4 separate regions of the Mus musculus genome follow, and regions 2, 3 and 4 are each linked to region 1. A link is a loop called in an ENCODE intact Hi-C map of the cell type or tissue named here. Cell type or tissue: gastrocnemius. All regions are shown on one strand. Links, peaks and the distances in the headings refer to the core of each region. The heading gives the core; the rest is flanking DNA. Region 1 overlaps Mcf2l (mcf.2 transforming sequence-like). Region 2 has its middle 24 kb from the start of 2810030D12Rik. Region 3 holds the start of 2810030D12Rik (RIKEN cDNA 2810030D12 gene). Region 4 has its middle 13 kb from the start of 2810030D12Rik.

Region 1 (6,121 bases), core at 689-4,688:
CACACACACACACACACACACACACACACACACGTATGCAGAGGCACATGCTCACTGAGATGACTCGTGGCTTGTGAGGACCATTGGAAGTGGGATACAGAGGCAGAACTCAGAGAGCGTAGATGCTGTCTTCTAGAATACCTGTTTGACTCTCCCTATTTGACTGGCCATTCACACAGTCCCCAAAGCAGCCAGATGTGCCATGCATTCAGATGGAAGTTTCCATGGAGTGTGAGTGTTCTGGGAGAGAGGGCGTGTGTGCAACCATGCGTGTGCTAAGCCACTGCCACGCTGGTGTTAAATGCCCAATCTCTGCCTCTGCTTCCTCCTCACCGGGAACCACAGATGAGGGTTGGTTAACCTCAAGATCCCACGTGTGGTGGGCAGTGTGACCCTGAGTCTCAGCTCGCCTTTCGCCCAGCCGCGCTTTAGGGGTGTCCTTCACATTGGCCTTGTTTACTGCTTTCTCCGCAGTGTAGATGGGCCAAGTGTACCTGCCTGTCAGCAGGCGGACTTGGGGGCCCATGCTTTCTTGGTTGGGGCCCTGCTGCCATGAAGGGCAGTTACTTGATTAATAGTAATCAATGCCTTCATGTTTCGTCCCTGTTGGTGACAGTCTCCTTGAGTCTCATGTACCCAGAGTCTGCTCCTCTGTCTGACTTGGGGTGACTTTTGCTATCTATCATGAAAGAACATGACCAAAAGCAACTTGGGGAGGAAAGGGCTTTGGCTCACCCTTTCACAGCACTGTGCAGTCATTGAAGGAAACCAGAACAGGAACCCAGAGGCGGGAGCTGATGCTGAGGCCGTGAAGGGGTGCTGCTTACAGGCTTGTTCCTGCGGCTTCCTCAGCCTGCTTTCTTATCGGACCCAGGACCATCAGCCCTGGGGATGGGACCACCCACAAGGAGGGCTGGACCCTCCTTCATCAATCACTAATTAAGAAAGTACCTCATCGGCTTGCCTGCAGCCTGATCCTGTCTCAGTGAGGCATTTTCTCAACTGAGAGTTCCTGATCCCAGAGGAGTCTAGCGCGTGTCAAGTTGATAAAAAATGATCCAGGACATCCTCCTGCTGTCCCTGCTGTTGTCTGTGACAATGCTTACCTGGATGGTCACCGTGTGTGGCTTCCAAGGGGAGCTCAGCCCCCACGGCCAGCTTTGGATCAGGACAAGAGGACTGCAGAGGACACTCACGTGGACAAGCCTGCCATCTCGTCCCTGGCTCTCACAGACTGCTCGAGACCTCGGCTTCCCACAGCAGCGTTTCATTTGTGAAGTCCAGTGCTTTGAGCGCTGAAAGCCTCTGAAGCTCCCAGGAGTCCCTGCGACTTCTGCTCTTGAAGACTCTCTGCAGGGACCTTCACATGCGGTCCCGCCCTGTTCTTCTGAGTCGCATTCTCCTAACCCCACCAGAGGCCACTTCCTCTCCATCACTCATTAGTTATCTTCCTCTGTAACTGCCATCCAGTGTGATAGTCACTGACCACGTGTGGCCGCTTAAAGTTAAAATGGAAGAAAACAAAGTAGTTGTTTCTGCTCACACATGGCTAGGGGCTGCCACACTGGGCAGCTGCAGTCTGTGACACGTGTCATGTAACCAGCACATGCCTGGCGTTCAGAGGCAAGGGCAGTGACTGTCCTGGTCTTTTGTTCAAGAGGAAGAAGAGCTGCCATCACCCTGCTAGAGTCTGTGCCATTGTACCATGCGGTAACTCGGGGAGGCACAAATAGTGGCTCTTGGTGGCCTTCCCCAGGCCCTTCCTCCACCCTGTCACACAGTGCCATTAGCTGCTATTCAGGGAGTTGACAGTGGCTGAGAGGGAGCCAGTGTGTCAGAATACTACTTGTTAATCCAAAGTAGAAGGGGTGCCTGAGGAGAAAGATCTTGGCAGCCTTGGGCAGCCCTCAGGGAGGACACTAACAAGTGCCCTGAAGCCACAATGGAGACAGTGAGTGGCAACTCCCCCACTACACACACACACACACACACACACACACACACGCATGTGCACATGCAACAATTTCTTTGTGAGGTGTGATGAGTTCTTTCTGAGCACAGATTGATTTGACAGAGCTCACAGGAGCTTTTGACAGAGAGACCAGGGAAAGTGAGGGCAGAGGCTCCTGAGCCAAGATGGCTGTGAGTTGGGTATATTCACACCATTTTTGACATCAGAGGCTCTGATTCTTCTCCAATGTTCAGAGAGGGGCTGGTTGTGCCCAGTGGCTGCTGCTGACCTGTGGGTTCCATCAGTCTCCCTGTCCTCCAGAGCCAGGAGTACTTTGATCATTGAGTGTTTGAGTCCCTCTGCCCTCCACCAGCGCATAGCATGCACCTGTGCCCCAGGGAGCCTTGGGGCTGGGGACACCGGCCCAGAGCCAGGCATAAGTAATACTATGCACAGGTGGGAGGAGCCCACCCTGTTCTGTGACCCCATCCCTGTTCCTGCCCAGAAGGACCAGGTCCCATGTGTTTCAGGAAAGTCTAATAAAACTGTGAGTCTGCTGGCTGACTCCAGGCATCCTCAGCCAATGCTAAAACAAACAAACAAACAAACAAACAAACAAAATCTGAACCCACAGGAGCCAACCAGGCAGCCTAGGGAAGATGGGTAACCTCGGGAATATGGCCTTATTGTCCTGGCGCTGCCCTTGTGCACTTACTGGGCCCTCACAAACTGTCCCTTTATGCTCTCTGGGCAGTCAGCTGTGAGGCCTGGGCACCTGGTAGGAGGAGCCCAGAGGGTAGTTAATGACCCACCTCCAGTGCCCTCCTGAATGTGCAGCTTCATACTGACCACACGAGGGCGCCATTAGTCAAACCATTGTCAAGTCAGGTTTACTGTGAGCCCCATGGCTCCTCTGTCTGGCCTGGTTTCACTTACTCCCCCTCCCCCACCCCTTCCATCCTTATAACTCCTTTGTAAATCTTGTACACTGTATTCCAACACCTGCTTTTAAATACCAGTGTCACTAAGACAGTGACACTTGGGTAGGACGAGACATTACACAATCAAGGGGACATGTCCCACTGGCAAGAGAGGTTCCATCTGTGGTGAACCTATCCTGAGACCCCTGGGCCTCTGGTCAGCTCACTCCAGCTGCCTCTCTCCAGGCCCCCACCCCCTCTGCTGATCTCACATGCCTGTTCCCTTCATCCAGGCACCACAGGGGAACATGTCGCCTTGACCAGCCCTCTACCAACCACTGGGATGCCAGTGTTCATGGATTCAGGTCGTGGGTTCTTAGTGCTGGTTGCTGTACCCCAGCCCCAACACCCGCTCACTCTTGCTGCTGGCCCTTGAGTGTTTACTGTTACCCATGATGCACCTACTGATGAGAACTATAAGGGCTAACTTCTCCTGGGCAGATGATGTCGATGACAAGCCAAGAAAGGTCCATCCAAGTCCGTCTTTTCAAAGTCATGCATTGTCTGGGTTTCTTACATGTTCATGGGTTACCCCCGAACAGCTGCACCACAGTAAAGGCAACCCCAAACCATGTAGAGCCAGACAGGATTATGTGCAGGGAGGCGGGTAGGAGCGGGGTGCCTAGAATCTCAGGTGGAGTCCAGTGACTCCCCCCACCCACTCCTTCTATGAGGGGATAGTAGGTCTGAGCTTGTGAGTACTCACAGGTGTTCTGATTTAAAGAGGGAAGCAACCACGCCATGCCCAGAGGACATAGCATGAGTTCTTGTAGGGCCTTTCTCACTGATGTCACAGGGCTTGGGGTATTTGACCTCTGCTGCCCCAAACCAATGTGAGATGGAGTAGGGCCTCCTGATGCCCCTACTGGGTCCAATGAGAAGATCCTGCTGAGCTAGGTCTTTGCGGAATTATGACCCAGCTGGGCATTTATGTCTGTTGCAGGACAGACCCTGGCTCTGTGCCTGTCACTCTATGACTGCTCTTTCTGTGGTGTTGACAGACCTCGGGCCTTCAAAACAATGGCCTCAAAGAAGGTTTCAGCAAATTCCACACTCCTGAAACAGCTTTTGTGAGACTTCTGGGCCTTTTTTTGATAAAGTAACCCTCAAATTTAGCTAGCATGCCCACCTCGGAAGCCTACCTTGCATGTTTTAGGGCTGAGGACCACAGTGGGGGGCAGGTCTCTATCTGAGGCCCCCATATGCTGCCTCCTCCAGTTCTTCACCTTTAGACAGCCATAGCTGTCTTTCAAGGCCCAGGGCAACTCCCTTCAGGAGCCCGAGGAGACCACCGCCATCCTCCTGAGGCCATATCCAGTGCCTGGCTTGCAAGAGACACTGTGAGGATGGGTCCACCTTCAGCTGAGCCTTCTCATCCTATACATTAGTGCTCCTGCTCCCTGGCATGTGAGGGAAGGAGGGAAATGTTGGCAACAGGAGGAGGGACTGCCTGAGCCCATGTCGAAGGACACAGGATAGGGCTGTGGCTTTCTGAGGCTGGAGGGTGCCAGTGATGGTAAGGAAAGTGAGGCTGCTTCATTCCAAGATTTCCTCAGTGAGTGTGACCCTAGGAGGCAGCCATTGTGTCCTAGTGACCAAGTGTGGTAGGTCCAACCATCTGGGCTCTGTGACAATGGGGGAAAAAAAAAAAACTTTTCGGTGCTTAACAAGATAGAGCCCCACCTTCACAGAGTCACCATGAAGCCTTGGCCAAGGACTGTGGCATTGTTAGTCCCACACCTGGCCCATAGCCACACAGAAAGTCAAAAGGTCCTCACCCAGAAAGTGGGGCCTGGTCCCAGCTGGCTGGAATCGTGATGGAACCTCTTGCCCCAGGAGTTCTCTGTACCCAACTGTGAGCTGCTGGGCAGAGGGAATGAGGATACAGGTGCCTGGCCAGGCTCAACTGCCAAGCCATCAACTAGCTACAGTGGGTAGACCATCCATAAATATACCTCTAAATGTTGATTTTAATGCATATGTATGCTATAAATTAATATGGTAGCTGCTTTTCTTTATCCTAGCGAATTCCCCAATAGTGATACAGAGAGATCAAGACTAGCTTAAGGCTTTACTGCAATACCTAGGCAGTCAAATGATATATTTTAACCCTCTTAGCTAATCTGGCTACCTCCCAGTTAAAACCCCATAATACTTGCATTTAGAGCTTTCCATGCTCTAACTGAACTCTCATGATGTCTGCTCTCTTCCCTCCTTGTGACTCAATCTGTTACTCTTCTTTCTCTCTCCTTCCCCTGGCTGGCACATGTCCCACCCTAGTCTCTCTTCTAGCCCAGGCATTGGCTAATCAGATTTGTTGACAAGGCAGATAATAAATGGTGAGCATTGTTTACATAAACTTGAAACAGGAGATTCTTGACTTAAGCGTTACAATGCTGTGTCCAGATTGAAACAAGATAGAGGGCAGAGAAATCAGCATTTGAATAGCACAATAACACAAGGATAATATTTAGGGACTGGTACCTGTGATGCTGACAATAGACTAAACCTCTGAAACTGTAAGCCAGCCCCAATTATAAGAGTTTTCCTTTATAAGAGTTGCTGTGGTCATGGTGTCTCTTCACACCAATAAAACACTAAGAGAGAAGTTGGTACCCAGAGTCGGGTATCACGGTGACAGGCCTGACCATGCTGCTCATTGGCAGAATGTGGACTTTGGATTAGGATCGCAGTTGAATGCTTTGAGAAGAGAGTAATGGGCCATACTGGTAGGAGCATGGGAGACAGTGGTTCTGCGAGCAATGTAGATTATGATGGCTCAGTGCAAGAGGTTTCAGAGGAGAATATTAATAAACCATTTCATATGATATTTTGGCAAAGAATGTGGCTGCTTTCTATCCTTGTCCAAAAAAATCTCCCTGAGGCTAAGTTGAAGAGTTTTTTAATTACTGGTGTTGGCAGAGGAGATTTCAAGACAATCTAGTATTGCTTGTGTTATGTGGTTATTAGTGGCCACTCTTATGCAGATCTATAATGAAAAGGAGCAAACTAATAAGCAGCACTCGTCCATGGCCTCTGCATCAGCTCCTGCTTCCAGATTCCTGCCCTGTTTGGGTTCCTATCTGACTTCCTTCACTGATGAACAATAAGAAGTGTAAGCCAAAATAAACCCTGTTACTCCCCAAGTTGCTTTTGGTCATAGTGTTTCATCACAGCAATAGAAACAGTA
Region 2 (6,121 bases), core at 1,374-5,373, 250 kb after region 1:
TCATGTGAAGAGAGAAGAAATGAGAGACACTAATGTCTGTCTACATTTTCTCGGGGCTGGGGGTTGGGGAGGGGGATGCTCAAAGTCACGTTCAGTTAGAGACAGACTTGTTGACTCAAGGTGAGCTCTCACTTTGGAGGCTCAAAGGCGTCACTGGCCCTGAGGGCTGTGGGCCTGAAGGACAGATCGAAGGCCGCCTGGTCCCGAAAGCTTTGGGCGCGATACTTTGCAAAGTGCACCGACCTGGGGTGCTTATGGTCTGACAGGCCCTTTTCTGCCCTAGGGGCACTTGGGGGCCCGTCCTGGGCAAGGGATTGGAAGAGTGGGTGGCTCCCAGCCTTAGATGTGAGCCAGGAAGCGTCATGTGTGTTCTCCAGGGAGCCGGCTGTGGTCCTGCTACTAGCCAGACTCTGGGTTTCTCTGGGCAGGTGCTGGGCAACCAGGCTTTGCTGATTGTCAAATGAGGGGCCCCGTCTGGGAGGCTCCCCACTCGTGCCAGCAGTCAGGACTCCTTCAGCAGTGCTGTCAGGTCCCGAAGCCTGAGGTACTGGGTGGCTGGCCTGTCCCTGACGCTGGGTCTGTTTCTGCAAAGCCAGGCCACAAGACTTCGTAGGGTTCCCTGGGGTAGCTAGATTCTTGCCAGCCTGGAGACTTCCTCCTTGAGTTGGGCTCTTTTCCAGCCTCTTTGGTGGTCTTGAGGGATGTTTCTGAGTCCTGTCCCTGTGCTGACAGGAATTCTCCTCCACCGGTATCTTTTCATTAGCTACTGGGTCCTGAGAAGCCCATGCCTGAGGATCTACCACACACAGTACATCTGACTGTCCAGTCTGGTGTAACCGTACATGTCCTGTACCAGTTTCCTCCGATCCGAGCTGTCTCTGTGGCCTGCCCACGTCTGCCTGTGTTGGCAGCATCTCTTTGGCTTCACCTCCCAAGGTTTCTGCCTGGGGGGCAGACCTATGCTCTACCTTCTGGTTGGGAACAGGAGGCTCTGGACTGTGGGCTAGCCCCACCTGCCTGGTCTCTCCCTTTGCGGCTGGTCCTGTAGGGGAGTGTGCCGCCCTAGAAAGATATTGTTCTTTCTCAGGATCCGTTCTGTCCAGTGCCCGTGGGCCCACAGAGGGCCGCGGCGAGTGGTCCAGAGTCTCTGCTGGTTCTGTTTGTGGCTCTGGGGATGCTGTGCTTTGGCACAGAGGGTCTCTTTCCACCGCTGTAATTTTGTTCCGTGACTCACTTGAAACACATAGGGGAGACTTAGTAGACATCAGGCAAGAATCCCCAGCTTCCTGTGTCTGAACGACTGGGGCTGCCGACATTAGGGGACGGCTCCCCGTTAGGTCTTCAGTGGTTCTACTCGCATGCTTTGAGGACCTGCTTGATACCAAAGAAGAATGGCTGTGGGGTCCTTGTGTTATCTTGTCTTTATAGTCCCGGACGCTTCCTGACCATGGTGTTGTCTTCTTTTCAGGGCTTTCTTCTCCATCCTGGGCATCACCAGCCTGTGCGGTCACCTCGTGCTCAGTGTCTGGGGTAACACCTATCTTGTATTTAGTGCCCTGCACACCCCCCGGCTGTGAAGACGCCTTCTGTCTAGTGTTTTGGGCACCACCTGCCCATGTGGTTGTTTTGTGTCCAGCACCTTGGATGTCACTTGCCTGTGACACCATCTTATGTTCAGGGTCCTGGGCACCACCTGGCCGCAGTGTCGTCAGTTTAATATCTTGAGTCCTATCTTGCTGTGGTGTCTTGTGGTCAATATTCTGGGCTCCGCTTGGCCCCAGTGTTACCTCGTGTTTAGGCTCCTGGGAACCACCAAGGTGTGGCGTTGTGTTGGGCTCCACACCCTGGGGAACATGTGGCTGTAGTGTGATCCTGTGTGCATCGTTCTGGGTACCACATGCCCATGACATTTGCGTATGTCTAACATCTTGGGCACTTGTCTGTGGCACTGTCTTGTATTCAACCTCCTTGGAGTCACCCGTATGTGGTACCACCTTGAGTTCAGTGTCCTGAGTACCAGTTGGCCATGCTGCTGTCTTGAGTTCAGGGTGCTGAGTACTACTTGGCTGTGGTACTGTGAGATCAGTGACAGTCCCTATTGCCTTTCCAGAGGCTTTGATCCTTGCAATAGACTGATTATTTAATGTGGTCTGGCTGTTGCTACCCAAATCATGGCTGCTGTTTTCCTGAGTTCTGCCTGGTGGTTGAGCTGACTCATTCTGGGGTCCTTGGCACTCTTCCTGTCCAAACTGGATGCTCTTCTCCAGTGCTATAGAACCGTCAGGCCGTATGCAGTCCTGGCTTGTCACCATCATCGTGGTCGATGTCCCTTGCTGGAGGCCAGTGGTCGAGCAGGTGCCCACTCCTGCATAGCTTCTCCCAGCAATGAGGTACGTGGAAGGGCTGTCACCACTGCAATTCCTGAGGTCATGTGACTTCTCAGGGCTCTGTTTTCCCTCTGTTCCACCAGGAAACGTCTTGGAAGGACTTGGTATTAGGAACCTCTGTGAGGCATCACCTCCTACGCTGGCGCTATCTCTTAGGTCTTCCTGGAGTCCGTACTGAGTTGCAGGACAGAGACTCACGGGTACCCCACAGGGGTGACTCTGCATTGTTGGGGCTGGGGGACCCCTCCTATCCTTGGTCACAGTGGAAGATGCCGCCTGTTCAGTTCCAGCCATGACCTCTCTTCTCACAACCGGAGAACATTGGTCTTCACGACCAGGAGAGGCTGGCATCTCATGAACGATGGGAAGCTGCACGGTGATTTGTGGAGGATTGATAGCGGGCTGTGCTCGCCGCTCAGCCTGGACTGCTAGCGGGGCAAGGAGGTGGATCTGAATCACAGCCTCCTGCTCTGGCAGGTGCCTCTGGGTGGCAAAGAAGGGCTCTCTTTCCAAGCCTGAGGCTGTCCTTTCGGCTTCATCCTCAGAGCTGCTCACAGTCATGGCAATTTCAGGGGCCCCTCTTAAATTATCCATTGCTCCCTGTGCGTCTGCTGCCACCTCTTGTGTACTGGGCTCCACTGTTCTGTCCTTTCCAACTGCTCCAGTACTTCTGGGGCTGTCCAGTCCACGTGAGGACAACACTGGTGCATGGCCAGGCAGAGCATTGCCATTAGTAGGTATGCCAGAGAAACCCACGTCAACCACTGCCTGGGGCACTGAGGACAGGAGATGTTCCTTGCTCTCCTTGTTTTCGAGACCTTGTGTTCTGTTTCCAACAGGCTCCAGGTTTTCTGAGTTGGAGAACGTGTTGGCTGCCCCGGTGGGCCAGCGTCTGCACTCCGAGTGACTAAGTTTTGCACAGTGGGACAACCAGCTCTGGGGCCCGCAGACGATGGTGGCGATGCTGAGGGCTGGCAGAGGCTCAGCTGTGCAGGCCAGAAACTGGGCAGGGGGGATTCTGGTGCAGCTGGTAGCCATGGTGGCCACGTGGAGCACCCGCACTTGTGGCCTGTGCACTTTCCTCTTCTGTAGGTTCTTGCTCTTCAGTCCCTCCCTGTGCAGGGGCAGCACGCCTGCCTCCGAGTACAGGCAGCTGTTGTGTTCGAATCTTTCCCTCAGCTTGGAGAGGATGGAGCTCTGGCCCACAATTCTTGGCAGGAGGCCCCTGGCAGCTCCAGGCCGCTGGGCAGGGGGCTTCTCACCTACTTCGTTCTCCTTGGCCGCCTTCTCTTCTGCAGCCAGGAACTTCTTCAGGATGTTTTTCACAGTGCCCTTCCCGCTCGATGGGCTCCACCGGACCTTCTCACTGGCTGGGGTCCTCTGGCTGGAGCTTCTGCCCACTTCCTTGGTCTTTTCCAGGAGCTTGTTGATGGTGGCATTTACAAAACTCCTACCAGGTCCTTGCTTGTCTTTAGAGATCAGCCGACCCACATCCCGGGTCTTCTTGAGGTGGAGCTCCCGGCCAGTGCCCATGAACTTAGCCTGTAGAAGCTGGAACCGTGTGGGTCTCCGGCCCGCCTCCTGGAGTTGGAAAGGGCGGTTGGTCCTGTGTGTCCTGTCTTCCACCTTCTGGGGCCCATCTGCATGATCCAAGACATAAAGCAAGAGGCTGCTGAGGATGGTGCGGGCTGCCTCATCGCATGTCCTGCTGATCCTCTTCTTTAGCATCTGCGCGTCCATGGCTATCTTCCCACAGCTGATCCTGGGGCTCTCGGAACTGTGGGAAAACAAAAACCAAAGCCCATAACGGTCACATATCTCATTCATTTTTATAAGCTAAAGATCATCCTGATTTTATGTCAACCCAGGCTAGAGTCATCTGATAGGAGGGCACCTCAAGAGAAAAACCTCCATAAGATGACAGGCAAACAAACCTGTGGGGCATTTTCTTAACTAGCAATTGATGGGGGGGAGGGTCCAATCCATTGTGGGTGGTGCCATCCCTGGGCTGTGGTCCTGGGTTGTAAGAAAGTAGGTTGAGCAAGCCATGAGGAGCAAGCCAGTAAGCAGCACCCGTCCATGGCGTCTGCATCAGCTCCTGCCTCCAGGTTCCCGTCCTGTGTGAGTTCCTATCTTGGGTTCCTCCAATGATGGACTATGATGTGGAAGTGTAAGCCAGATAAACCCTTTCCTCCCGCAAGTTGCTTTGGTCATGGTGTTTCATTACAGCCACAGTAACCCTGATGAGGACATCAAAGTTCCTGGAGGACCCCTGTGCCTCATTCTCAGGAGTCAGGACCTATCTGACCTTCAGGCTGGGGCTGGTCCTGAGCACTTACTGGGAGGCCTGTGCCAGCCTGACACATATGCATTCAAAGAGCTGACCCATTAAGTAGGGGTATTGAAGGGCAGTGCTGTGAGCATTCGGAAAGCCTTGGCCGACTCTGAGTAAGTACAGCGCACTGGGTAAAAATAACTAATCCTGAGCCGCAGCTGTGCAGCTGCCACCAAGAGCTCCATTGTTCTGCATAGTCAGTCAGGATACAAAAGCCAATCACTGCAGTGGCTGCTCTGTCTTTGCAGGGATAAACCAATCCTGGGGCGGCCCCAACACTCCCCTGAGGCCCAGAGTGGAAAGGCATTGGTCTGTAGAGCCATTGGTCTGTTTCAGAGTTCAGGAGCCAGTAGCCTCTGGGCTCAGGCTTGCCCCTGTGGCAACAGTTGCCACCGTCTTACTGCCTGACCTGTCTCCCTGTTCAGGTGGCCCGTGGACACGTCTCTTCACACCGATCTGGGGCTTCAGACTGGTCTGGAAGCTGTCCTGGGTAGAGGGAGACCTCCTTTCACCTAAGGGGGCTCACCATCTGGGGACAGCATCAGCAGGGTGATTCTGAAGAGTCTGTGCTCCCTGAAAAGCCACCTGCGAGTCTTCACAGCTGCCTGCCTTGGGCAGAGGGTGTGGGGTTGGGGTGGGGCAGGCTGTGTGCCGCTGTCAGGCTTCAGGGGATCTGAGCGTAGTGGCGTGGGTTTGAGTGGTCCCAGATTTCCAGCCTCTGAGGTAAGTAAGGTGGTGCGGTCCTGGGAGCTGGTTGGCTTTGACTGTGGGTGCCAATTTTTCCCTCTCCCAGGGCGTCTTGTAACTGGTGGCTGCTAAGTTCTACATCTTGGGGTTGACCCAGATACAAGCTTCTGTACGGATATCTGGGGTTTCACAGGCACACCGTGTGCCTCTGAGCTAAGCCCTTGTACCCCAAATTCCTCCTCCTATTAACTGTACCCCTTGGACATATAGGAGCTTTCCTAGCCTCCATCTACCTCAGCCTTAGGGCCCTACAGCTTTAAGATGTGTCAGACTGATGCTGGCCCCAGGAAATGTTCCCTGCCCCTCTTCCAGGCTTGCCTGCCCCACATGCACAGAGCTCTTGCCGGCCACAGGTCACATGACCACACTCCTCTGCCAGCCACATCTAGCCTCCACTCTCTTGTTGGATGTTCTTTGTACAGAGGACAACAGCATCTCTGACCCACCCTAGGCTGGGCACAGCCACGCCCTTCCTGTGTTGTCCTGGTTGCCAACGTCTTCTGTGGGTCTGGTTTCACATGCCTACTATCCCATCATGAATATCAGCACACAGGATCTCAAGCAGGGCTGGGGACTCAGAGCCGGCTGAATTCATGCATCTGCAATTACCAAGCCCATACCCTCCAGCAGGGCTGGGACTGGTCTACACACG
Region 3 (6,121 bases), core at 1,128-5,127, 220 kb after region 1:
CCAGCACCCCGCGCGCGCGGCCTCCGCACCCACCTGGGCACCCGAGCTCGCGCCGCCTGCGCGCGCTCTGCGGGATCCATGCGGAGAAGGGCCAGGGACCGCGGGACTCACAACCTCTGCAGCCCCGAGCGCTGGACCCCGGTGCGCCGCTGGCCCCGGGGCGCGCGAGTGCTTCCGGCGGGGGCGTGGCCGAGACGGGGGCGGGGTGGGGACGAGGGGCGGAGTCAGTGGGGGCGGGGCGGGGTAGAGTGGACGGAGCGGGGCTGGGGTGGGGGCGGTGTCGGAGATGGGAGCGCCTAGGGACCCGAACCGAGTGCACCTGCTGCAGCCTGGCACTAGGGATTTGAAAATCCATGGAGATGGAAACCTATGCCGAGGTTAGAAGACCTGGATCCACTTTGCAGGATTTTAAATATCCTTCAAGCCTCAGTGCCTGGCAGACTGGACTTTGGACTTCGGACTTCCAGCTCCGATGCTGAAAAAGGAGGGTTTTTTTGTTTGTTTGTTTTTCCACTTTGCTTCCTTGCTTGTCGAGGCTGAGAACATACGGTGTTTTTGAGGGCCACCATCAAAGGGTACTCGCTTCTCCAAACCTTGGAACCCGAGGTCTAGCCTTGGAAAGAGTTGCCGCCTTACCATCTCTCCTCGCCTAGGGAAGCCCCAGCTGTGTGCGCTACTGCAGGGTCACAGTGCCGCGGTGCCGAGCTTCTTTCGTGGTCCCTGTCGCCGTCCGTTTCTTGAGATTTCAGACTCTGGGCTTGGAAACCAGTTGACTGCCTTTCTTAGCGAGGTGCCCTCGGAAACCTGTGGAGGAATGTTTGGATTATGAATGCTCACCGTGCCGAGGTAAAGCATAGGGCTTTGGCGCCTTCGGGCCCTGTGGTCAGCGGTGGGACGGATCGGACGTTGCAGAAGCACTTTTCTGTGGTGTTTAGAAGGTGCTACCCACCTTCAGCTGACTGTAGTTGGAATGACCCTCAGCTGGACTTTGGGAACTCACTTGAACTAGTTAGAAACTTCAAAGTACCTAGCAGGAAGCGGCGGGGGTGGGGTGGGGGTGGGATTAGAATTTAGCCTGGTCCACTGGGACACTTGGATACCCCACTGTAAATGATCCTGACCTCAGCGCCAAGAATACAGGCAGCACCCGGTGGGACCGGTTCTCTCTCTCTCTCTCCCTCTCTCTGTCTCTCTCTCAAGGCTACATACGCAGCTCTGCCCTTTACTTCATTTTCTCTAGGTTTTGAGACTACTGTAAGACAGATGAGAAAACCTGAGGTTTGTATTGCTTTCCCTCCTCCTTGCTTTGACCAAACTCTGCTGAACAAGGATTCTCTACCAAAGCCTTGGTGCCTCCATCTTTCTTTCTTTTATTTTGTATTTATTTATTTATTTTATTCTTTTTACTTTCTTTTATTGGGGGGGGGCAGTGTCTCACTGTGTAGCTCTGGTTGGTCTGGAACTCACTATGAACACCAGGCTGGTATTGAACTCAGAGAGATCTACCTGTGCCTGCCTAACACACACACACACATCCTGAGCAATGGGAATAAAGGCACATGCCACCATATCTAGCCCCATCTTTCTTTTAGAATACAGCAAGAAATGAACCTGAAAATCCAGTTAGAGCTGCAGATTTGAGCTTCTCTGTTGACATTGGATGAAACTTAGTGCTGGCATGAGCAGAACCCCAAATTCTAGCTCCCACAGTCGCCCAGAGTGCTTGCTGCCTCTGGGGAAAAACGTGCAGAGATCAGCTCAGCCCAGCAGTGAACAGTGTTTTAACACCAAGTGTCCTTGCCAGTGCTCTGACCTTGACCTTTCCCCAGTGGTGACTCAGACCACAGACTGGACTACATTCTCTTCATACACAACTTTCCCCTTGGTCTGACCACACAGAGCTGGAACATTTCCTCCTCCATATTTCCTCCTCCTCCTCCTCCTCCTCCTCCTCCTCCTCTTCTACCTCTTCTTCCCGCTCCTCCTCCTTCTTGTTGATTTAGTTGGTTAGTTGGTTAGTTGGTTGGTTGGCTTTTTGAGACCTGGTCTCTGTCTGTACTTCTCTATCCTGGAGCTCACTATGTAGACCAGGCTGGCCTTGAAACCACAGAGATCCTCCTTCTTCTGCCTCCCAAGCCTAAGTCTTTCTTCCCTGTGACTTCCCTGTGACTGGCTGTTGCAACCAAAACAAATAAAAGAGACATTTGCAAGGTCAAATATGATAGCCCCCTCCTTGTCCCTTTTCCATGTCCAGCTCCCACCTCTCAGTCCGGCACCCTAGCCTCCAAATGACATCTCTAATACCCCTCTCTCTGTGACTCTTGCCCTTCTGCTGATGGAGCCTGGGAGTCCCACATGGATCCCTGGAGTGGTCCTGGCCTGTGGCTCTCATGCAGGCTGGGAAACATCTATGGGCCTCCTACACTTAAACTTGAGAATGAAGGCATGCTCTCCACTGTGAGAGTTTCACGGTCAAACATGACCACAGGGTGGGATGCTGGCACTAGCCGAAGTTAGTTCGATAAGAACAGCTGCCCTGGAGGAAGAGTGGGGAGGGAAGATAGAAGGCTCCAGCAGAGGTTGGTCCTCTTATCTCACCAAGCTCCCCTATGGGGCTAGGAAACCTAAAGGCTGAGTGCCTCTAAATAAGTAGCCTCTCTCACTGCATACCCACCTCCACCATGTATCTTAACATAGCCTGACCCACAGTGGCCCACAGTGGTCCTCCATACCCTTCCCAGTCCTAAGCTACCTTCTGAAGAAGCCACTCTAAAGCCTGGGGTAGACAGCACGGGGCAGTGCAAACTCAGCACAAGGACCCAGGGTCTGAGAGAAATCTAGCTTTACTTCAGGAGTTAAGCATTTCTGAGGCTGTTCCCTCAGAGTAAAGCAAATGGAGACAGACCCAAGAAGAGTGGATGAGGCATTGCTGTGGATGAATAAAGATGGCAACAGCTGAACCCACTGACATGTCTGCAGTACCAACTACCTAGGTGACCAGCCAGACTGCATCAGCTCCCTGGTTCCCATCCCCTTCCAGTCCCCATCTTAACTGCTTTTCTATTGCTGTGAAGAGACACCATGACCAAGGTAACTTATAGAAGAAAGAGTTTATTGGTGCTTATAAGTTCAGAGGACTAGAGTCTATACCATCATGGTGGGGAGCATGTCTGAAAGCTGGCAGGCATGGCACTGGAGCAGTAGCCGAGAGTTCACATCTCACCCACAAGTGGGAGGCAGAGAGCTAGCCAGAAATGGCCTGGGCTTGGGCTGGAGAAATGGCTTAGTGGTGAAGAGCACTGGCTGCTCTTCTAGGGGTTCAATTCCCAGCAACCACATGGTGGCTCACAACCATCTGTAATGGGATCTGATGCCCTCTTCTGGTGTGTGTGATCCCAGCAACAGTGTACTCATGTGCATAATATAAATAAATCTTAAAAGAAGAAGGAGAAGAAGAAGAAGAAGAAGAAGAAGAAGAAGAGGAGGAGGAGGAGGAGGAGGAGGAGGAGGAGGAGGAGGAGGAGGAGGAGGAGGAGGAGGAGGAGAAATGGCCTGGGCTTCTGAAACCTCAAGAACCCACCAGTAGTAACACACCTCCTCCTCCAACAAGGCCACACCTCCTAATCCTTTCCAAACAGTTCCACCAACTGGGGACCAAGCATGAGCCGGGGAGGGGGGGGGGGTGGTGGTGGTTAGCATTTGAACCACCACACACTCTGCCTGTCATATGGGAGTTGGGGGTAGAGAGGACGCCCAGGGCTGCTTGAAGCTGTTGATCCAGTCTGTCTGTCATACACCATTCTTTTCAGAACTCTCAGACCAGTTAAGTGGGGCTGGGTTGTCTACAGTTTCCTCACAGAAATTACAAAGCAAAGTGTGCGACACCCTGATGGGCCACAGGTTACCATGTGCGCAGGTGCCCCTGCAAGCCAGAAGACTTCTGGATCTCCTAGAACTGAAATGACTACAGGCAGTCATGAGCCACCATGTGGTCGTGGAGACTGAACCCAGGTCCTTTGCAATAGCAGCAAGCACTCTCTTCTGCTAGTCCACCACTCCTGGCCACTCCCTTTTCCTTGTGTCCTCCTCAGTCTATTTTGCTCTACCCATAAACTCGTGGGTGTGGCCATGAGTGGAGTGTGACTAACCTAAGGGCCACGCCCATAAAGGAACTGACTCTCCCTCTTCCTGAAGCCAGCAGCTGGCTCCTCAGCTATGGGTGGAGACATGATTCCTTCTTCCCTCCTCAGCTAATTATTTTTATTAAAAGAATGATTCGTTGGACTTCATCTATCCCCCGTTAGCTTGAAAGCAGATGGATAATGAACATCCCTGATTTGTGCTGAAAGAAACAGCTCCTTGCCTAGTACTTTGGATGCAACTGACCATAGCTCATGTGACAAGCCAGACGTAGGCCCTCCAGCCCTGCCCTCTGCTTCAAAAAGCTTACGCAGGTGTCTTTGCTGATCCACGTGGCTCTGTCCCTCGCCTTTACCCTACTCTGAGCAGGGCCCCTCTGGGCAGCAAGTTCTCTCGACAACCCTTCATCCAGTGCCACACCCGCTTTTCTGATTCTGACAGAAAAGCTTTCTGTCCCTCCCGTGACCTGTGACCTTACAGCCAGGATGGTCAGGGCTCTCACACACTGCTCTTTTCTCAGGTATAAGTTTACCACTTACTGCCAACCACTCTCAGTCCTCAGCTTCTGTGCCTTTGGCAGGCTCTTGAGCAATCTCACAAGAGAAGAACATAAAGTCTGCACGCGGCTTTAAAGACCTTCCAACTGACGGGGGCTAAGGCCAGCAGCAGGACAGCCCAGTGGTAGAACATTTGCCTTTGACCCTCAGCACTAGGACAGACAGACAGACAGACAGACAGACAAAAGCTAACATGAAACCCTTCCGCTAAATAAAAAGGAGAAGAATTATAACATCTGCTGTGGCTGGATGATCCTCTGGGGAGACTTTTGTTTGTGTTTGAAATTTTCCATCCTTCCTCTTGGAAGCTTCCACTGGCTTCCACCCCAGCCCTGTGCCCTGGGCAGCTTCCTAATGTAGAAGTGAGGCAGGACGCACGCCACCTGTCCAGATGCTGCGGTCCTGAGGACCAGGTCACAGTGCACACTTTTCTCTGCAAAGGGCTCAGGAGAGTTACTGCTTCCGTGTCCAGGCAGTGGGGCAGTGCAGAGCCATGAATAGTGATGAATGGATCAGCTTAGAGGGGGACCCCAGTGACCCCAGAAAATGTTCAGATTGTGCATGTCTTTAATACCAGCACTTACGAGTCCTGAGGTAAGTCTATGAGTTCTGGGCCAGTTTGGTCTATTGGTCTACATACTGAGTTCCAGCCAGGGCTACAGAGTGAGACCTTGTCTCAAAAACAAAAGAAAACAAACAAGCAAAACCCTGAATCTTCAGATCCTCTCCTTCAGAACTTCCCAGGTCCTACTTAGCACTTTGGGTGAGGCCTACACAGGGCCTAAGTAGGGGTCTAAATAGGGGCCATCTAGGCTACCACTTCACCCTAGCCTCAGGGTCTTAGGAAGGACTGGCTTAGCTCAGCCAGACCTGTGAGAGTGACTTCAACAGGTCACTTGACTTACAGGAGAAAGCAGGGTGGCAGCATGACCAACCTCAGGTCCCCATGCCTTTGAGCTGGCGACTTCATCCCTGTGAGATCCTGAAGTCTGGGGCTGGAGAGATGGCTCAGGGGTTAAGAGCACTGAAAGAGGCACTGACTGCTCTTCCAAAGGTCCTGAGTTCAAATCCCAGCAACCACATGGTGGCTCACAACCATCCATAATGAGATCTGACAAGCCCTCTTGTTGTGTCTGAAGACAGTTACAGTGTACTTACATATAATAAATAATTCTATAAAAAAAAAGAGAGAGAGATCCTGAAGTCACCGAATGTAGAGTCACCTGAGCAGATGCAAAAGGCACTCCCAGCGCCTGGCAGCCCATCCCCTGAGATTGTATCCAAGGGAACTTTAAAGAAAGCAAACAGGTTTAGGGTGGTGAATGGGTGGGGCTTGGGGAAGCTGGGTGGGTCCAGACCTGCCAGTTCCCTGAATGGATCTCCGAAGGGTCATCATGAAGCTGGGGACTGGCTCCAAATGCAGC
Region 4 (6,121 bases), core at 1,248-5,247, 240 kb after region 1:
ACAGTTTTGTTACTTTTGTCTCAGGCGCTTCACCAGATGCACTCGGGCTGTTCCATTTCTTCTGAGTTATTGGCTAAGTTCCCACTTGGTAGGTCAGGGTCTGCAGAAGAAAGCTCCACCACAGAAGACTGCGAGGAGCGTCCGCAAGGGGCTCAGCGACTCGGAAGAGCTCTGAGTATGCAAATAGAACACTTTGATTTTCTTCTGTCAGAGTCATCGAAAAGACGAGCATACTTTCGTATTTAATTTTTTTTCTTCTATGTATTTATTTGTTGATTTGTTTTGGGGGGCACCGAACACAATGGTGCAGAGGTGGAGGAACAACTTTCAGGGGTCAGTTCTCTCCTTTTGCGGGAGCAGAAGATAAACATCATCCCTAGAAGGCAGAGAGATATGGGAAAGGTCACAGAGAGAGAATCATGGTGGCAAACGGGTTCTCCCGACCTGAGACCAAAAAAAAAAAAAAAAAAAAAGGCCTGGGGATGCTATGGGGGTGTTGGGGGGGGGGATCCTTCCAGCGCTCCCGTTCCCGTTCAAGCTGGTCAGATATGTACAAGGCCTGTCCTAAGCATGCTTACCCAAAGTGTGGGCATATATACTCCCCTTTCTTTGTTTAAACGGAACAGCCCACTATCAGGGGAGGGGAATTTGCCCTGTGCTACCAAAACAACAGAACAATTTAAAAGACCTAGGTTGGCCCAGGGAATTTAGCTATCAGTGTCCTCTCTGTTTTGCAGAGAGTCTTTCTCTCTGTACTTTACTCTCTGACTCTCTCTGTTTCTCTCTCTCTGCCTCTGTCTCTCTGTTTCTAATTCTCTCTCTGTGTGTTATTTGTGTTTTTGTGTACCTATGTGTGTGTGCATTCTTCGCTTGTAATAAATTTTGTCAGCCGGGTGTGGTGGCGCAAGCCTTCAATCTCAGCACTCGGGAGGCAGAGGCAGGCGGATTTCTGAGTTCGAGGCCAGCCTGGTCTACAAAGTGAGTTCCAGGACAGCCAGCGCTATACAGAGAAACCCTGTCTCGGAAAAACAAAAACAAAAACAAACAAACAAACAAAAAACAATAAATAAATAAATAAATAAATTTTGTTGCCTGTTGCTGCTGCTGTGTTTGAGACTTTATTTTTCTGTTTTTAAAAAAGGATTTATTTATTTATTTGAGCACACTGTAGCTATTTTCAGACACACCAGAAGACGGCAACAGCTTCCATTACAGATGGTTGTGAGCCACCATGTGGTTGCTGGGAATTGAACTCAGGACCTCTGGAAGAGCAGTCAGTGCTCTTAACTGCTGAGCCATCTCTCCAGCCCTCTTTATTTTTCTTTTATGAGTGTTTTGATGCATATACATGCACCACAAGCATGAAGTACCAAAGGAGGCCAGAGGAATGCATCGGCACCCCTGGGAATGGAGTTACAGACAGTTGTAAGGCACTATATGCTGGGAACTGAGCCCAGGTCCTCTACAAGAGCAGCAAATGCTCTTGACCACAGAACTGTGTCTTAAGTACCATGCCTTTTAATTCTGGTAAATCCTCACATTCTCCTAGCAACATAGAAATATGACCTATATACAATAAAACTCACCCACTTGATGTTTCCAGTTTTCAGTGGCTCTGCTGTGTGAGCCTCAGAACAGTGTATCTTTCAATGCCCAGATGGCTGCATGACCCTAAACTCTTCCTCGTGGATGGTCGTCACACAGAGGCTTTTCAAGGGCAGAGGTGAGCATCAGCGTCCTATCCACCGGGTGCTGCGGGTGCTGTTGTTTCTGCTATCATTGAGGCTGTGCTGGGCATTACTGAGGCTGTTGGAGTACCATGGACATCGGGTCTGCACCTCAGCAGGTCCATGTTTGCTTTACTCTTCTGTCCCTTTAATCTCGTATCTCCTCAGTTCTTTGATTATTGGTGCTTTGTGGAAGTGCATGCGTGCGTGCGTGCGTGCGTGCGTGTGTGTGTGTGTGTGTGTGTGTGTGTGTGTTGTGCATTTCTTGTAGCTTCTTGCTGTGAATGGACCCATGTCTTCCTTACACATAGGAATGTTTGTCCCATAAGGCAAACTCTGCCTCTTCTCTTTTTTGTTTTGTTGCGGGCGGGGGGCGGGGGCGGGGGCGGGGGGCGGGGGGCGGGGGCGGGGGGCGGGGCGGGGGGCGGGGCGGGGGGGAGTATGTCCAGGCTTCACGCCTTGCTGGCTAGCGTCCAGGAGACCTACCTTGTCACCTAAAGAGTGAAAGCTTGAGGTCCTGCCCCGTGTTGGTAAGGAGATGCATCAGGATGACAAGCCTTTGCCACCAGAAACCCTCGGGAGTTTTTCCACGTAATGAACCTCCACGCAGGTCAATCTGAGTCTGCACTCCGCTGCTCCAGAGGAGTTGAAGAGCAAAGATGGTCACTGATCTTGTTTCCCATTTTTCTCCCAGTCAGAACCTCTGGTGGCAGAGATGTTTGTGTAGTCACATGGTGGACCCAATGCTTGTTGTTATGTCCCAGCACACGATCAGGAGTCCCCTGACCCTTCAGGCCTTCAGGAGGGGTCACCATGACCTAGCAAGCGTATCTGTTCTCCTCATTGCTCTAGCTGCCGCGTGGTACCTGCTCACTGGGGTGCTCAGTGGTTGCTGACCACAGAAAGCCCACAGATGACTATTTTCTGCCATCTGCTTCATCTGTGGTGGTTTCACCTCATCCTGCGGCCTTCTGTTGAACTCTCAGAGGCACTGAGGAGCCCTGACAGAGGGCAGGAAGTGGCTAAACGAGAGTGCTTTTCCATCCTCTCAAGGCAGAACAAAACCACAATACTCCCCTCTGCTGAAGGGGCCATTTTGGGGGCTGGGCCAGGGGCCGGAAGTATGTTCCTCCTAGAAGACAACATCAGGCCAGGGCATGGAAGGCCCAACCCCTGCCACAACCATACCAGTAGGCATTGTGCTCAGCAATGTTTTAGTGCTAAATGCAGTGTCCCATTTAGAGTTCTAGGTCTTACCCCATCTCCCTAGAAACCCAGGCAATGACCTGTGAATTTGTGTGCCATGCCTGCCCCTCCCCCATGCTCCATTCACCTCAGTTTTAGTCTGGTAAAGTCGCAGGGCCACGGAGAGTGGCAGCAGCTGGTTGTACTTGCTGGGTTTGCACAATTGCAGCTGTGCCCTGTAGCCCTGCCAATGCTGCCATCTGGAGGTTAGCAGTGCCCCCTGGTGGCGCCTGAGAATCAAGAGTCACGGGGACCTGGGTACAGAAAACTGGACAGGCACACTGATCCACCACATGACTTCAGGGCCTCCCAGTCTCTCACAATGTCCAGCACCCAGCTCAGAGAACAGAATCTAGATGTAGAGAACCCGAGGACATGGGGAAAAGTCACAGGGGAAAGGCAGAGGCAAGGGGATTTCCCACTCCCTTAGTGTCACTGGGACTGAACCATTGAAGTAGCCCTCAGCAAAATGGAGCCAAAACCCCTCTGCACAAAGGCAGGTTGCTGCCTGTAGCCCTCTGCGCTTGTATGGGAAGTGTCTCAACGCCACCACGCCCGGCTATCTCAACGCTTTCTTAGCAGGAGTCTGCACACGGATTTTCTAGCAGGCTACTACTCTGAGTTAATTAGTGATGATGCGCTTTTGGATGCATGGAGCAAGTTCCATGCCTGGCAGTGGTGGAGCATGTGCATGCTTTTAATCCTAGCACTCAGGAGGCAGAGGCGGAGGTGGAGGCAGGAGGATATCTGTGAGTTCAAGGCCAGCCTGGTCCACAGAGTGAGTTTCAGGACAGCCAGGGCTACATAGAGAAATTCTGTCTCAACCAATAACTAACTAACTAACTAACTAAATAAATAAATAAATAAATAAATAGTAAAAAATAAATAAAAAATAAAAGCTCTTATTGTCATCATAGAGTCAGCTAAACCATAGCCACAGCCACCACTCAGCAGACTAACACACAAGCGAGCAGTCCTTGGTGTGATCAGTGCTTTCTCATAATGTTTAGAAAAGTACAAAGACTTCCATTAAGAACTTTCAAACTTAAGGCTGAAGAGATGGCTCAGTGGTTAAGAGCACTGGCTACTCTTCCAAAGGACCCAGGGGTTCAATTCCAAGCATCCACATGGTAGTCTCAACTGTGTGTAATTCCAGTTACGGGGGTGGGAGGGCTGACATCCTCACAGAGACATCCATGCAGGTAGAACACCAATGTTAATAAAATAAAAGAATAAAAAGGTGAAAAAAAGAGTTTTCACAATTAAAATATATCTATAGAAAGGTTGGGTCAAGGCTCAGTGAGGGCTTTCCTCTCTGGACTAGAAGTCGCCAGATCACCCCAAGCTCTGGCCACGGGTAGGTCCTCAGCTCCTTAGGTCCTGTTACTCTCTTCACTAAGAGAAGGGCTTGTACACACAGGGGAGGGCTCCCATCCCTGGGACAGAGTCCCTTCTCATTTCAGAGTGAAGGGTCCTCCCCTTTGTACTTTATCATAGGAAGAGACTGACAGCTGACTGCTTTAGAGGGAGGGAGGGGGAGGAGGGAGGGGAGGAGGGAGGGAGAAGGAGGAGGGAGGGGAGGAGGGAAGGAGACTTTCAGTGGGCTGTGACAACTGGTATTCCCTTCACTTCTTTTCTGCCCTGCCTCCTTGAGTGTCCTGGGCTACTTAGATGTCCGGCCACATTGTATCACCACTGAAGTAGCAAGTCACCCAAGTGTGGCCTTGACACATACTAGAAGAACCTGTCCATCTCTGGCTAAGAGTTAACCTCAACAAAAGGGTTGTTAGATGATGTTAAATGTTGCTGATAAAACTGTTGGTGAGGGCTGGTGAGATGGCTCAGCGGTTAAGAGCACTGACTGTTCTTCCAGAGGTCCTGAATTCAATTCCCAGCAACCACATGGTGGCTCACAACCACCATAATCAGATCTGAAGACAGCTACAGTGTAGTTACATATAATAAAGAAATATAAAAAAAAACCTGTTGATGAGGGACTGGAGAGATGGCTCAGCCGTTAAGAGCACCAGTTCTTCCAAAGGTCCTGAGTTCAAATACCAGCAACCACATGGTGACTCACAAGCATCTGTAATGAGATCTGACACCCTCAAATGTGACACCCTGAAGTGTGTCTGAAGACAGCTACAGTGAACTCACACATAATAATAAATGAATCTTTAGGCCGAGCAAAGGTCCTGAATTCAATTCCCAGCAACCACATGATGGCTCACAACCATCTGTACAGCTACAGTGTACTCATATACATATAAGTAAATCTTTTTTTAAAAGCCCTGTTGATGATACACCTCGATTGAAAGCACGCCTTTTGCTGTTGAGATTGTCAGCCTTAGACTTGCCCCTGGAGCCCTGGCTATATTTAGGAAGCAGTGCCTGACATACATTCACTGAGCTGCGCTTATGCAGCGCCAGCTGCCCTGAGTTCTCCAAAGGAGGCCCGAGGAAGCCATATTGCAGCCACAGGCGCTCTCTGCTTATGAACTTAAGCTCTTGGAGCTGCAGCTGTAGGCCCAGCTCCAACCATTTCATCTGCGACAGACTTTATTTATGCCATTCCAACCGTCACTGAACTCTAGAGAGCCCTACAGCCTTTCTACCTACACCAGAGGAGGAGCCTTTCCTGTGCTAGCCCAGCAGAAGGCCTGTGATTGGGGCAAACACAGTCTTTTATTTGCATAGGAGGACTGCTGTGGTCAGCCAAGAGTAGTTTTTCGTTTGCACTTCGGGACTGCGCTACAGGTAATGCAAGGCCCGTAGTTTCCCTTAGAGGTTTGCTGTGATTGCCACAGAAGTCCTTTCTTTGACCATCTAAGCAAGCCGTATGGCTCAGCTGGCGAGAGCCCTTCCTAAGATGCCTTCCCTGAGGATGCAACATTAGGCTCAATAAACTGTGTTTGTCAAGTGCTCTCTTTTGTTTGCGTTTAGTAGAGCTGGCTGAGCTGATAGCAGGAAAACGGAGCAGTAGAAGCAGCAAAAGGAGAATGAGTGGTGGCCAACAGGCCCAGAACAGTGACGCTTGCTTCAATTAACAGCAGCAGCACCTACAACAGGATTCGGATACACAGGCCTGGTAGCTGTGATGCTAGTCGCTGCCAGGGACTAAGGGATCACAGCGTTCTAGGGCTATACAA

Evidence for each region. Hi-C counts contacts between places; a loop is a spot of excess contacts. Peaks named below come from ENCODE experiments on the same cell type or tissue, not always from the same donor. Only the 100,000 strongest peaks of a DNase experiment are listed, where the experiment ranks them.
Region 2: a loop joins it to region 1, with 2.4 times the contacts of the local background. A loop is called at or near these places in 18 of 42 quality-filtered maps.
Region 3: a loop joins it to region 1, with 4 times the contacts of the local background. A loop is called at or near these places in 15 of 42 quality-filtered maps.
Region 4: it touches region 1 in a loop (9-fold over the local background); 16 of 42 quality-filtered maps call a loop at or near these places.

What each region holds. Positions count from the first base shown.
Region 1 is chr8:12,976,124-12,982,244 of GRCm38, forward strand. The region is part of intron 3 of Mcf2l (mcf.2 transforming sequence-like); the gene reads left to right. Among named protein-coding and RNA genes, the nearest start is that of Gm38671, 31 kb to the left of the region's middle. In gastrocnemius, for the core only: a CTCF peak has its summit at 2,804 (motif pointing right); a DNase peak (open chromatin) is centred at 2,805.
Region 2 is chr8:13,221,535-13,227,655 of GRCm38, forward strand. It overlaps a transcript of Adprhl1 not described here. Among named protein-coding and RNA genes, the nearest start is that of 2810030D12Rik, 24 kb to the left of the region's middle. In gastrocnemius, for the core only: no CTCF peak of the experiment used is centred there; DNase peaks (open chromatin) are centred at 3,404 and 3,553; H3K4me3 peaks cover 117 bases; H3K27ac peaks cover 977 bases.
Region 3 is chr8:13,200,448-13,206,568 of GRCm38, forward strand. It overlaps 2810030D12Rik (RIKEN cDNA 2810030D12 gene), which reads left to right and starts at 335. Exons shown (of 2, transcript NR_166508.1): 1 at 335-846; 2 at 1,241-1,343. It overlaps Grtp1 (GH regulated TBC protein 1), which reads right to left and starts at 177. Exons shown (of 8, transcript NM_025768.2): 1 at 34-177. The coding sequence starts at 80. In gastrocnemius, for the core only: a CTCF peak has its summit at 3,246; no DNase peak of the experiment used is centred there; H3K4me3 peaks cover 736 bases; H3K27ac peaks cover 3,368 bases.
Region 4 is chr8:13,210,921-13,217,041 of GRCm38, forward strand. No RefSeq gene overlaps it. Among named protein-coding and RNA genes, the nearest start is that of 2810030D12Rik, 13 kb to the left of the region's middle. In gastrocnemius, for the core only: a CTCF peak has its summit at 3,196 (motif pointing left); DNase peaks (open chromatin) are centred at 2,221 and 3,170; H3K4me3 peaks cover 525 bases; H3K27ac peaks cover 2,385 bases.